2 separate regions of the Homo sapiens genome follow, and region 2 is linked to region 1. A link is a contact called in ENCODE Hi-C or POLR2A ChIA-PET data. All regions are on one chromosome and are shown on one strand. The core of a region is the stretch at or near the end of the contact, and the rest is flanking DNA. Distances in the headings are between cores, read along the strand shown. Region 1 overlaps VTI1A (vesicle transport through interaction with t-SNAREs 1A). Region 2 overlaps LINC02935 (long intergenic non-protein coding RNA 2935).

Region 1 (6,932 bases), core at 323-2,822:
AGTGAGCTGAGATCGCACCACTGCACTCCAGCCTGGAGACAGAGAATGACTCCATCTCAAAAAAAAAAAAAAAAAAAGTTAAAAATTAAAGTTCTCTGTCTTCAGGACTGGGGTTCTATTTCTCTGCCCACTGTGGGTCAGCTTCTTTCTTAGGTTGGCTTCCCTCAATGAATCAAAAGGCCTGCAGTGGATCCAGCCTGACATCCACACACCAAACTGTCCAGGTGACCCCGCATTTCAAGCAAAGTTGCTGAGATCCACTCTGTTGGATGGACTTAAGTCACAAGCCTGCTCCTGGTCCAGTTACCATGGCCAGGGGCATGGAATGTACTGACCATCTCAGCCTCAGTCACAGCTGTACCCCTGGAGCTGGGGTAGCATCAGCTGTTTGGAATAGGGAAACGAACGCAGCCACTGTAGATCTGCTGTACACAGGAAGCGGATGCCTGGCTAGGCCTGGTGAGGCCTCACGCATGATATCATCAGTCATCAATACACAGGAGCATTGGCTGGAAGAAGCTCCTGATTCTTCAGTGAAAAGTGTTGTGACCAAGAGGTCAGAAGAGGTTCCCAGCTTTTGAAAACCAAGAGGCAAAAACCTGTTCTTCAAGAAAAAAAAAATCTTATCAGTCTTCATCATACCTTAGCTTCTGAAATACATGAAACCAGAGCCTCTCTTGGCTTGGCCAGATGCCTCGTCTTGTCTGAGAGGCGGACGGTAGCGTTATCACTCAGGGTAAAAGAGCTTATGGTATTCGGCAGTGACAACCCCCAGTCCTCAATGGCTTAACGCAAGTCCACTGGGAGTCCAGGTGCATCTCCAGGACAGTGGCCCTTTACATAATGACTGCAGGATCCAGGCAGAAGATGTTACCACCATCCTATAACTTGTACTCTCTGGAACAATACAGCCCCTCCCTCCCCAAATCAAAACCGCAGGAAGAGCCCGCTAGAGAGACAAACACTGGAAGTTAGATGCCTCCAGCTGGCAGTGACACTCAGAACTTTTGCTCTCATTTCTTTAGCCAAAGCTAGTTCCATGACCAAGCCTAACATTAAGGTGAGTGCAGACCGGGCGCGGTGGCTCACGCCTGTAATCCCAGCACTTTGGGAGGCCGAGGCGGGCGGATCACGAGGTCAGGAGATAGAGACCACGGTGAAACCCCGTCTCTACTAAAAATACAAAAAAAATTAGCCGGGCGTGGTGGCGGGCGCCTGTAGTCCCAGCTACTCGGGAGGCTGAGGCGGGAGAATGGCGTGAGCCCGGGAGGCGGAGCTTGCAGTGAGCCGAGATTGCGCCACTGCACTCCAGCCTGGGCGACAGAGCGAGACTCCGTCTCAAAAAAAAAAAAAAAAAAAAAAAAAAAAAGAGTGCAGTCCATGCCTGGAAGTAGAGGAGAACTGGCTATTGGAGAACACTCGTAATGCCTGTTCCAGTGGAATTCCTGGGCTCCTCGAGCAAGAGCAGAGAACTGTGCCAGGTGCAGTGCCGCGCCTGTCCCCTGCACTGGAACCAGCCTTCTGTGATTCCGGCTGCCACACGCAGGAGCTCGTTTCCAGGCTGGGAGGAGACTGGCAATGGAAAGATTAACCGCTCCCTGAGTTCCACATGGGGATCAGTACTTTCAATAGTACTTTGTGAGTTCAGCCTCAAAGTAAATGGTTAATTCATCTTGTATCAACAGCACTGTGATTCATAATGTAAACTTGGAGAATCCTTGATGTTTCGGGCCCACATTCCTTTTATTTTGGCTCTGCATTCTTTTAAAGCCACAGTGTGCTCACTTAATAGAATGCAGCATGCAAATGCACAAGTTTTTGCCTGGAGGCAATTTAGCCTGGCTGTTTCAATGGATGTCTTCTTTCAAGTGTATATTCTTTCTTAAATTATTTACTGGGTAAACACACTTTGCATTTTCAAAAGGGAGATTAAGACGGCTTGCTGCAGACCTAGTTCAACATAAAGCCCTCCCCTTGCCCAAAGTTAGGAGGAAGTTACTTTGGGCTTCTCCCCAAGTTCCTTCGCTGCCATCTCACTAGCTGGGAACCCCTTGGCCTAGCTGGTTTTTCTGATTGTCTCCGAGCTCTGCATTCCTTTCTGCTTTGCCTACAGCAATACAGGCCGGCAGCCCCTGGCTGCGATTGCAACTAAGCTTCCTCACAGATGGGGCCCACCAATGCCAGCCTGTATTTCCCCCTTCCAAACTGGCTCAGTCCTATCCACCCAGATGCCCTGACAGTTCACTTTTCTGGTCCTGAGGGGTATCACATTTGCACAACTCCTTTGAGGTCCAAGGTTGGGGTGGATGGCCCAGCCAGTCAAGCTTGCTTAGAGCTCTCTCTATTCCAACTCTTTCCCCATCCCCTTCTACTCTTCCTCCCAAATGTCTGCCAGCATTTGGTTTGAAAGCAAATGCCCTTTCCTGCTGACACCCCGCCCCCACCCAGCACAAAGGAGTTCCTTCTAGCTTCAGGGGGAAGACCAAGTAGTGCTGAGAAGGCGTGATGGTAGGAAGTTTCATCTTTGACGGGGCTTGCTTCAACTTTGAACTTTAACCTTTTCCATGCAGACTTCCTGAGATTTTCCTGCAAATTAATTGCACAGACTTCTCCATTCTCCTTTGAATGGAAGATTACAGTTACCAGAGACTGCATTCTTTCACGATCACTCTTTGGGCAGTTCTCTTTTGAGTACCTGTGTGCAACGCGACTGTGCCATGTGCTGGGGTGGTAGAGGTGAATTCCACATGGTCCCAGTCCACACAGGTTGGGCCCTTGGAAGCAACAGAGCGGGCGGTGGAGGGGAAGCCACCAGGCCCTGTGGGTGCACCAAGGAGGGGGTGAAGCCCAATTAGGAAGGTTAGGGAAGAGCTGAGGATTTAAGGATTCCTGTGTATTCATATTTCTTACCATGCCTCAGATTGAACAAGTAACACCCACAGTTAATCCTTTCTAAATTAGCATCATGGATGCCTTGGGGCCCTCAACCCACAAATAAAATGGTTGTCAACCAAGCTGTACAAGAGACACACTACTGTAGATTACTTAAGGCAGAATTTTAAAGAGTTTTCATGCTTTTAATCTGTTTCACTGCTGAGTTTCAATTTTGCTGATTTCCTTTGCAAGTCTGATGCGGGTGACTGTGGTAAATAGAGATTTTGACAGTGACTTGGGCAAATGGGATGTGTAGGGACCATTCTGAAGGCTCCTGTCCCTCCCAGAGAAAAGGGGGAAAAAATCAATTTGGGTTTTAAACAGAGCCACCAAGTAGCACCGATCAGTGTTGATAATTAGCCTCACTATCATAAGCCATGAAGTCCTGTTTTTATTTATTTATTTGGGGGACAGAGAATCTTCCTGCCTCTTGAGTAAGTGTGGCCTGTTAAGTCTGAATTAGCTGTCATCACAGAAGAATTAATGTCGGAGTGCAGACTTTCTAGTGGGGAAGGGAAGAACTAAACGAGACAGATCTTAGCCAAGCCTTGAGTGATAAATGAGGACCAAGTGGACCATTCATCTCCTGCGAGGAGAGTGGACAGAGGCACTAAGGCAGTTTTGCGGAAGACGTGTCAGCAAATGTGATCATTTTGTTACCTGTCAGGAGGAGAGAGAGCTCGTCCTTTTAGGGGGCCACGAGGGAGTGGGTTGGTCTGATAAGACAGTTTCCATTCAACCGTTTAGGTTTGGAGAAGAAGGGGATGGGTGAGGAGGAATCTGACTAAAACTACAACCTGATGTCATCCTTCCAGGAAATAAACTCATCTAGGAAGTAGAAAATACCCTGCAAAGATTTTTTTGTGTGTGAAGATACAAAGTAGGGGTGTGGGGTCTCTGTTCCGTGGGGAGCCCAGCTTCATCTCCCCAGCTCCTCCCCATGGAAGACCCATGTCCAGTGTTTGGTGACTGGAGTAGGGCAGCAGGCCTTTTGCTGCTTGGTATTTGGAGGAGGGTTGGATGGGGTTTGCCGTGGGGTTTTAAGCTGGACAGATAGCTGGCTAGACTGCCAGCCAGCTCATGTCTCTATTTCCGTGCAGCTCTGTGAGAGCGAGCGTGGGCACGGCTGTTTGACCTAGGTTCCCTTTGAAACTCTCAACAAAGCATTCTGATGTTCGACCTCTTTTCTCCGAATGAGGTAACAAATTATGAAACAACCTCATCAGAAGCTCTCTGCAGGCATCTGGGAGCGTGTGTCTCCACTCTGGTCCCCCTTCTAAGTTGCTGGTTCCCCATCAGCGTGCAGCCCAGCCAGAACCCAGGGAGGTAGAATCCCTGGAGGTAAAGGCCCAGCAACAGACGCACAACAGGCACCTTGAGTACATTGTATATTTCTCATTTCCATCTTTTTTGCTATGGAGCAAATGTAACGTTTCCTCCTAGCGTAACGGAGCGTGAGCCACACTGACAGATGATGGTTTCACAGCCTAAGCTGCACATTTGACACTTGTTTCTTAATCCCATCCTTTTCTTCCTTAGTCTCTGTTTTACTTTTCCCCAGGTATTTTTGTGCAGGTAAGTACATTGCTGACATGTGTTTCCTTGGAGTATTTTACTTTAACAGGAAACACTGCAAAAAATGAGGCTTGTCTCGCCTTTTAAATTAGAAAGAGAAGCTCGCAAGGGGCCCTTGATCACTTAAAGAGGCTACATGATTTTCTGAGCCTCGAAAGCCATTTGATTCGCCTTAGCTTTGCAGTAAGCATTTCTCGGAGGGCAGCGTGACAATCATGTGGAGCCTTTCGTTTCCTCGTGGATCGTTTGTAGAACCAGAAAGCTGCGTGATGTCTCTTTCGCGCGCGCACACACACACACACACACACACACACACACACGCTCCCCACCCCCACCTGCAAAGCTGCCGTTTGATTAGCCAACCTGGCCTCGGACGGCGTTTGTGGGAAGGCCTTCCACTTATCTGTGTGTGTTTTTTCTCCTTTGCTGTCTCCTAGAATCATCCAGAACCGCATCCTGCTCGTCATCCTAGGGATCATCGTGGTCATCACCATCCTGATGGCGATCACTTTTTCTGTCAGAAGACACTGATGTATCTGCTCTCCCTTGATAAACAGCAACAACAGCTTGTTCTGAGTAATTAAGACAAAATGGTCACATGAATCATTCTGTTGCGCTGACAGGCCCCAGGTGACCCTCTCTCTCCCTCACCGCCGTTGGGCTGAAGTGCAAAGAGTGTAAAAATATTTTCTATTCCTGTTTGCATGTGGGTTGGTTTCCTTTTCGAGGTTTGTCTTCACCCAGATTCGTTTTTTAGAGGGGAAGGTGAATGTTTATTTACCTTTTTGCTAATGTCATCAACTAGCCAAAATAGCCCCAGTGACACTCCTAGCCCTCTGGACGTGTCAAGGGCCGTGGTTTGGGAGAGGACATGATGAGTCAGTCACGAGAGCTTCTGTTTGTCACCCGCCTCTTGTTGCTGAAAAGCTCTTCTGTGATGTCTGAGGATAAAAATGCAGCAAAAAGCAGGGGATGGAGTCAGTGACCCCGTCCAGCAAGCCAGCCCTGTTCCTACACAGGCCTCATGAATATAGTCATCAACCTGCCTGAGTGCTTTCATTGTAAAGGTCGGTATTTAATGTCGGTTGTACAGGAAATTGACTTAGCACTTTCCCTGTTTTTCTATTGCATAATTTTTTTTTTAACCCAAAGATATTTTTTTTGCTGAGCCTGCCCAGTATTCACTGTTCACAACTTTGATTACTGGCTACAAGAAATATTTTCTTGCCTTCCCCAAATCCCATACTCCCCAGAATCTGCTGGCAAAGTGAGCCCTGGTACAGGATTTAATTGTGACCTCGTCTTCCCTGACCTGTGTAAGCATCTCTGTATCCTTTCGGTTTTAATATCTGCACTGCCAAAAGCAGTCCTCATACTTGCAAAAGGTCTGACAAGGTTCTCTCCACATACATTCCAGTATGTAAAGAGACCATGAATATTTCAGTAAGAGCAAGAACATGACTCCATCAGTGTGAAATTTCAAATGTGATTATAAATATGGGAGAGTCCTATAGGAGGGTCCACCAGAGATAAACTTCACGGAAAACGTTCCCTAACCTCCTTTAAAAGAATAGAGGATGGCAGATTGTTCCAAAAGGAATGGCTTGGGTTTTTAACTAACAAATGTTAGCAAGCCTTTCTTGAATTCACTATGTATTCAAACTTCTAATATGCTTTGTGATTTTTTTCTTTCATTTCTTTCTGTCTGAGGTAACCAGGAATTGCGTTCAAAATGAGCTCATTTGTGATCAGGCTTAAAAGTTGCCCAAGCTGAGGTCGTTTCCCCCCAGTCACAAAGCAGAATGTTTTTCTCAAGACTTCATAGGCACTTACTGGTCCGTACTATCTTTGGAATATAATTAGAAGCTTTGAATCCTTGAAAAGCAAACCTGTTCTCTTCATCAAAAATGCTAACCACCTGTGCCCGTGGATCAATATCACCTGGATGTAGTGCTTGATATTTTTCCCAACTCAGAAGAAAACCATTATGGTTTAGAGAGGAAATGCAGAATGGCAGAATCCACCAGAGAAATTGCACTTATCGAAACAGGCCAAGGCCTGCATGTGTTCGGATAAATCATTTAGTATTGTGTAAATAAAGCTGCAGCCTTTACTTCGGAGGGATGGTGTGGGATTTTGGCCGAGGGAAGCAGGACAGAGAAGGAGCAGGAAGCTATGCTAATTTTCCTGTCAGCTTAAGGGATCCGTCTCAGCAAGAATCTTGTATTCTGATAACGGAATGCTGTACGTGCTGACCACATCTAAGAACCATTAAAAAGCAAGGAAACAAACAAACAACCCTTTTCTCATTCCGACACACGAATAGTCATCGAGTATTACACCAGCCCCTCTGGTGGCTTCCTTCAAAACTGTTGATCTTAGCTAAAGTGTATAACCAGTTACCAGCTGCACTTCGCACGGCC
Region 2 (7,204 bases), core at 2,064-4,563, 87 kb after region 1:
TGGTGACCATTTTTAAAATCATCACAATGACCAAAAAATAAAAAAATTTAAAAAAAGAATGAATAATTCTTCTACAGAGGAAATGAACTATGAAAGTGTGTAGCAGAGAACTGAACTGGTAATAGTAATATGCTTCGTTCATCCAACCACATTTATTGAGCACCTACAAGGAATCAGGCGGTCAGCAGAGGGACTAGAATAATAGATGCTCATATAGGGGAGGAACAGTTCTGCCTGGGAAGGCAGCGCAGGTCTGCCTTGCTTTTGTCTGTCTTTGTATGCAGCCATAGAGGTGGTGCTGATCCATTACATGAACTGGTTCAAATGTGTGTGTGAATTGTGTCCTGAGCTCCTCTCTGTGCTTGTCTTGGGGAGGAGTTGAGGGTGACAAAGAAGGAGCAGTTCTTGACCCTGAGAACTTGGAGTTTGTGCTGTCAGTATCATCACCACCATCATTATTATCAGGAACACACTGCAATGGATACCTTGATATCCATAACAATCCCTTGCATTTCTGAAGTGTTATTGGTCAGGGTTCTCCAGAGAAATAGAACCAGTAGGAGATACAGACATGAATGGATGGCTAGAGAGATGATAGATAGGTAGAGAGATAGATGATAGATAGATAGATAGATAGATAGATAGATAGATAGATAGATAGATAGAGGAAGCGATTTATTGTGGGACTTGGCACATATAATTATGGAAGTCAAGAAGTCCCACAATCTGCTGTCTGCAAGCTAGAGAATCAGGAAAGCTGGTGATGTCACTTGGTCTGAGTCCAAAGGTCTGAGAGTCAGACAGCTAATGTGTAAGTCCTGGTCTGAGTCCGAAAGTCCGAAAACAAAGAGCTCCAATGTCCAAGGGCAGGAGAAGTTTGATGGCCCAGCTCAAGAAGAGAGTGATATCCCTTCTTCTGCCTTTTTGTTCTATTCAGGCCATGTATTACATGATGCCATCTTCTTTACTCAGTCTACTGATTCAAATAGTCAAGCTTTTTGGAAACACTTTCACAGACACTCCTAGAAATAATGTTTTACAAGCTATCTGGGTATCCCTTAGCCCAGTCACGTTGACACATAAAATTAACCATCTCGTGAAGGGATTGTGGGTTCCAAAGCTCATTCACACTCCTTAGCTCACATGAAGCTCATCTCCAACCTCCAGGGCAGGAGGGTAAGCATCCCCCACACTCCCATTTTACAGATGCAGAAACTGAGCTCAGAGAGTTTAAACCAAGGGCATCCCCCAGATGGGAGAGCTAAGCATGGCCTCCAGACTCTGCACTGGCCCGTGCCTGGAGGGTTTTTTTTTAATTCTCCAGTTTTAACATCACCAATCATCAGAAAAATGCAAATTAAAACCACAATGAGATATCATCTTACACCAATCAGAATGGCTATGATTAAGAAGACAAAAAATAACAGAGGTTGGCAAAGACGCAGAGAAAAGGGAACGTTTATACCCTGACAGTGGGAATGTAAATTAATACAACCTCTATGAAAAATAATATGCAGATTTCTCAGAGAACTAAAAAAATAACAACCATTCCATCCAGCAATCCCACTACTGGGTATCTCCTCAAAGGAAAAGAAATCATTATATCAAAATGATACCTGCACTCTTCTGTTTATCACAGCACTATTCACAATAAGAAAGATACAGAATCAACGTAAGTGTCCATCAACAGAGGACTGGATTTTTTTTTAACGTGATATTATATACAGTATATATATATATCGTGTATATATATACACGTTATATATGTATATATACATGTATGTATATATGTCATTATATATACATGTATATATATCATGTTATATATATCATGTATATATATCATGTTATATATATATCACATATATATGATATATGATATATATATACACACACACAGTGGAATACTACTCAGCCATAAAGAAGGAATGAAATCCTGTCTTTTGCAGCAACATGGATGGCTTATTATCTTAAGTGAAATAAGCCAGGCACAGACAAATACCACATGCTGTCACTCATAAATGGGAGCTAAACAATGTGTACCCATGGAAGGAGAGTGTGGAATGATGGACAATGGGGACTCAGAGAGGTGGAGGGGGTGGGAGTGGATGGATGCTGGGAGGTTGCTTGGTGGGTGCAATGTGCATTGCTCCAATGATGGAGGTACTGAAGGCACTCACTTCACCACAATGCAATATGTCAATGTAGCAAAACTGCACTTGTACCCCATTAATATATACAAATAATTTTTTTAATTAAAAACTTCTTTAGTTCCTTTTCTACCAAATTCCTGTGTCTTCCTGCCATCTGTCAATCCTGACTTCCCTTTAGGGCCATCCATTTAGAAATAAACAGATAAGGCCAGGCATGGTGGCTCATGCCTGTAATACCAACACTTTGGGAGGCTAAGGCGGGTTGATTACCTGAGGTCAGGAGTTCGAGACCAGACTAGCCAACATGGTGAAACCCCATCTCTATTAAAAATACAAAAATTAGTTAGGCGTGGTGGCACATGCCCGTGATCCCAGCTACTTGGGAGGCGGAGGCAAGAGAATCGCTTGAACCCGGGAGGCGGAGATTGCCCTTCAGCGTAGGTGACAAGAGCGAAACTCCATCTCAGAAGAAAAAAAGAAAAAGAAAGCAATGGATAAAGTCACTGAGCACCCCTGTGCCAGGTACCATGCAAAGCACTCACACGTGCTAGCTCAGGTCATCTTCCCAACACTCTACAAGTGAGGTAGAATTATTATCGTCTTCACCTTACAGATAGGGATAAACAGCTTAGGAAGTGACAGTGACTTTCTCAAGGTCACAGAGCAAGTAAGTAAGCTGTGGAGAAGAAACTGACCCCCCATCAGTCTGACTTGAAACCAACTTGGGTACTGCTGCCCATGGATGCCCCTTCTCCACCCCAGCTCTTGCCGTGGGAGCCTTTGTCCCCAAAATGCTGGACTGAGATGGACGCTCAGTGACCCGGATTAGGGTGCTCTGCCCTTGCCTAGGATGAGGTGAATATTCACTATCATGACCAGCTTGGGGAAATCGGGCCTCGCTGACGTCATCAATTATGCATGGTCCTGGGCTAAGCCCTTGCGCTGTGGGACTTGGGGAAAGGTGCTTCCAGGGAGAGGGCAGCAGCGCGTTGAGTCACTTGCCTCTTGTTTAACTCTTTCCCTGCTGCCTCGACTCTGGAGGCGGGGTTTGGGCCTGGGGTTCCGTTTTGGGCGTCTCTGACAGGGCTTGTGTAGAGTAAGCCGGGTTTCCACCCCAGTCCGCTCCCTCCACTTCAGGCCTCATTAGTGCCCGCAGCTCGGATTTACACAGATGTAAATCTGGCCATTAGCACCTCACGCTCTGGCAAGGAGGTGTGGCCAAAGGGAATTTAAGGGCAGCAGGGGGTGGGGGTGGGGAGCAAACTTTGAGCCCAACTTAATGTTTAACTTCTCGGACAATGGGATTGTCAGGCTTCCCCATCTCTATTCCAGGCAGTTTCTTGGGGAAAGGGTCGATAAATACCCACAGATAACAGACGACGCTGGGTGGGTGGCAGGAAATGGATCGCTAAATTATACATCAGATGCAAGGTAGCTAGGTCGGGCCAATGGGAAGCAACTTCTCCAGGGAAAAGCTTCCAGAGCCCCCAGTTCTCTCCCTAACCACACTTTAGCTTTCCTTTGTCTGGAAAGAGAAGCCACTAAATGCCTCTTACCCCAGTGTTAACTCTTTGTTAGGAGGGAATCTGAAGGGAAGATAATTCCAGGAGCGGGGAAGAATGAGAAAGAGAGAAAGAGAAACAGACCCATTTCTGGTAAATAATTAACACCAAAAAATGTTTCCCTAAAAAAAAAATGCCCAGCAGAACTTTCAACTTCTCCAATTTGGGAAGTCAAAAGTTTAACTGGGCGCCAGGCGGCTGATGCCAAGACAGGCCTCCAGCTATGTAACACTGGCCATGCCTGAGCTTGGCTCTGGACCTCTCCTTCCTGAGGAGATGTGGCATCTGGGTGACAGCAGTAGAGGGCCTCTAGCTTTCTTCCGGAGCCGCAGGCAGGGAGGCAGAAGCCTGGGGTCTGTCATCCTGGGTGTTTGGAATCCCCCCACAGGGCTTCACAGAAGCACAAGTATGTCATCAGGCTGATCTCAAGTCGAGACATAAGTAGCATCAGTTTGGGAATCACACCTGGGTCTCCATTCCGGCTTGGTAGTTACCTGCTGTGTGACTTCACACAGTTACTTAACCTCTCTGAACCAGTTTACTTAGCTATAAAATGGAGTCAACAAAACTGCTTTGGGAGAGTTGTTGCCAGGATTAGACACAGTACATGTCAGGGGTCAGCAAACTATGGCGTGTGGGCCAAATCTAGCAGGTGCCTGTTTTTGTCTCTTTATATAAAGTTTTTAAAACAGCCACCCCCTTTGAATGACTGATTGTCCATGGCTGTTTGCATGCTACAACAGTGGAGCTGAGTAGCAGAGGCCCTGCAGCTCTCAAAGCCTAAGGTATTTACCTGTTAGACCTTTGCAGAAAATGTGGCTGACCCTGGGATATGTAAAGATGTAGCTTGGTGCTTCAGAAAAGTTCAAAATGTGGAGGAAGCAGTGGTTAGTGTCATTAATATCATCCCAGGCTATTCCACATCTTGTCCTTCATTCTTTAATCTGGAAAGTGTGACTCTTGCGTCCCTTGTGTATTTTGCTACTCATAGATCCTGCCTCCACTCACACTCTAAGTGCTGGTAATTACATTTGGGACAGGGGCTTTTCTATGCTCCTGAGTGTGCAGGAGATGCTAATGACAGCACCTCTTGCCCTTGTTAGGACTAGACAGGCCTCCACCCTAGGTGACAACCTATCTTTGACCCCTACTCTTCTCACCAGCCTACCCAGTCCACCTCCAAGGTCTGTGGACTTTTTTTTTTTTTTTTTTGAGACAGAGTCTTGGTCTTGTCTCCCAGGCTGGAGTGCAATAGTGCAATCTCGGCTCCCTGCAACCTCTGCCTCCCAGGCTCAAGCAATTCTCCTGCCTCAGCCTCCCAAGTAGGTGGGATTACAGACACCCACCATCTTGCCCGGCTAATTTTTTTTTCTTTTTCTTTTTTTGTATTTTTAGTGGAGATGGGGTTTCACCATGTTGGGCAGGCTGGTCTCGAACTCCTGACCTCAGGTGATCCGCCCACCTCAGCCTCCCAAAGTGCTAGGAATAGAGGCATGAGCCACTGTGCCCGGCTGGTGTGTGGACTTTAACTCCTTCACTGGGCTTAAGTGATTGGTGTCACAGAAGGAAAATGAGTTTTGGCATTAAACACGCTAGCATTTGTTTTTGGTTTTGCTTTTATTTCTTTATTTGAAATAGGGTCTCCCTCTGTCACCCAGACTGGAGTGCAGTAGCGTGATTGCAGCTTACCGCAGCCTCAACCTCCCAGGCTTCAGTGACCCTCCCACCTCAGCCGCCCAAGTAGCTGGGACTACAGGCAGGAGCCACCATGCTTGGCCAATTTTTGTATTTTTGTAGAGACAGTGTTTTACCATGTTGCCCAGGCTGGTCTCAAACTGCTGGGCTCAAGCGCTCCATCTGCCTTGGCCTCCCAAAGTGCTGGAAATACAGGCGTAAGCCACCGCACCCGGCCTAGACCTGCATTTGAATCCCAGTTTGGCTCCTTCTCCTCTCAGCAAGACCCTGGGCAGGTATGACCTTGATCAAACACGCCCCATATTCCCCTGGCTCACCTTCAAGGTCACCCGCCATTCCCTGTGCCTGCTGACAGTCTCCACCCTCAAGTGCCCAGGGTCTCCCCTTGGTTCCAAGAGAACTTGCTCAATCTTGAGTAGGGCAAGCAGAGTGCCCTAGATTTAACCCCTCCAGAGAAGGCATCCCCCAAAGAGGGCCAGAGGCTGTTGGCTAAGCATCTCAGCTTCCTCGTCCCTTTGGGGACAAGAGATGACACAAAGCACTGGTTCCTCGGAAGGCCCCCAGCAGGATGAAGCCTCAGTTGTCCATAACAGCACCTGCAATGTCTCTTCCTTCCCTGCTCCCTTACTGGTGCTTCCTGGGATCGCCTCCTGAATAAACTACCTGCTCCCAAATCCTCCCAAATGCTAAGCTCTATAAGCCTCAGTTTTCCCAATGGTAAAAGGGGTCTGGCAACATCCACCTCATAGGGTTGTTAATGAGTGAGACTATGTAATAATCCTTGCAGTGGAAAAATCCAGAGGTGCATCTGCTCTCTCCCTGAGCCCTTGTCTACTATGTGCTCTATGGAATGAGGTGGGTGTTTATGAAGTCTCATAATGTCATGACCACCATGGGTTAGTAGCCAGTGCACAAAGGCTAAGGTTTGGAGAATATGAGTTATATGCTTGCATCAGTACTTAGGTTCTTACTGGGGCTCCCGTGACAAATGAAAAATGGCTACTATAGAAAAGAAAGGAAATGGAAGTCTCCATCTTGGTGAGAAGACAAATACACTATTCATTTGTCAGAAAGATTTCAGGTCCTTTCAGAAGTAGCATGAAAGAGCAGAGAGTTTGAATCTTGGCCCCACCACCTAAAATAGCTGTGTAAATGTGAACAATTTACTTGATCTTGCTGAGCCTGTTTTCTGTATTGCAAAATTGTAATGAGAATTTAAATAATATCAGTAACCCCTTTGAGTAGAGGCAGTTCTATTGTGGGTAAGAAACGAATGATACGGTCTTTGCTTTCCAAGATCTTAGAATCTCACTGGGAGATAGGGCCAGGCAGGTGGCTCACACCTGTAATCCCAGCACCTTGGAAGGCCAAGGCGGGCGGATCACTTGAGGTCAGGAGTTTGAGACCAGCCTGGGCAACATAGTGAAACCCCTGTCTCTTCTAAAAATACAACAATTAGCCAGGCATGGTGGTGTGCACCTGTAATCCCAGTTACTAGGGAGGCTGAGGCAGGAGAATTGCTTGAACCCGCGAGGCAGAGGTTGCAGTGAGTTGAGATCATGCCACTGCACTCCAGCCTGGGCGACATGGCAAGACTCCATTTAAAAAAAAAAAAAAAGAATCTCATTGGGAGATAAGATCAGACACAGGAATAGCAGAAGCAGAGCATGACTGGATCCTTGGCCAGCAATATTTACTGAGCACCTACTATGCACTAGACATTGAAATGCAGGTGCTTGCTAGAAGTGGTCACAGGAGACTCTCCCTCTACCAGTATTCATCTTATAAGCCACC

The links. Hi-C counts contacts between places; a loop is a spot of excess contacts on that map. ChIA-PET counts read pairs that join two places held with the same protein, here RNA polymerase II (POLR2A).
Region 2: a map of Caco-2 shows a loop between it and region 1 (6-fold over the local background). The contact joins two enhancer-like sites. A Hi-C loop is called at or near these places in 1 of 168 maps with a recorded cell type or tissue (Caco-2). POLR2A ChIA-PET finds 5 or more read pairs at or near these places in 4 of 52 experiments (A549, A673, HCT116 and 1 more).

What each region holds. Positions count from the first base shown.
Region 1 is chr10:112,810,344-112,817,275 of GRCh38, forward strand. It overlaps VTI1A (vesicle transport through interaction with t-SNAREs 1A), which reads left to right. Exons shown (of 8, transcript NM_145206.4): 8 at 4,947-6,932. The coding sequence ends at 5,040. Among named protein-coding and RNA genes, the nearest start is that of LINC02935, 77 kb to the right of the region's middle. RefSeq lists enhancers at 508-1,208, 1,209-1,907, 1,908-2,607. Within about 2 kb of position 1,573, at least 13 of the 41 ENCODE cell types and tissues checked have a DNase peak (open chromatin) inside an H3K27ac peak, as active enhancers do.
Region 2 is chr10:112,895,663-112,902,866 of GRCh38, forward strand. All of the region lies in intron 1 of LINC02935 (long intergenic non-protein coding RNA 2935), which reads left to right. Among named protein-coding and RNA genes, the nearest start is that of LINC02935, 8.2 kb to the left of the region's middle. RefSeq lists enhancers at 3,202-4,014, 5,602-6,102. Within about 2 kb of position 3,314, at least 5 of the 41 ENCODE cell types and tissues checked have a DNase peak (open chromatin) inside an H3K27ac peak, as active enhancers do.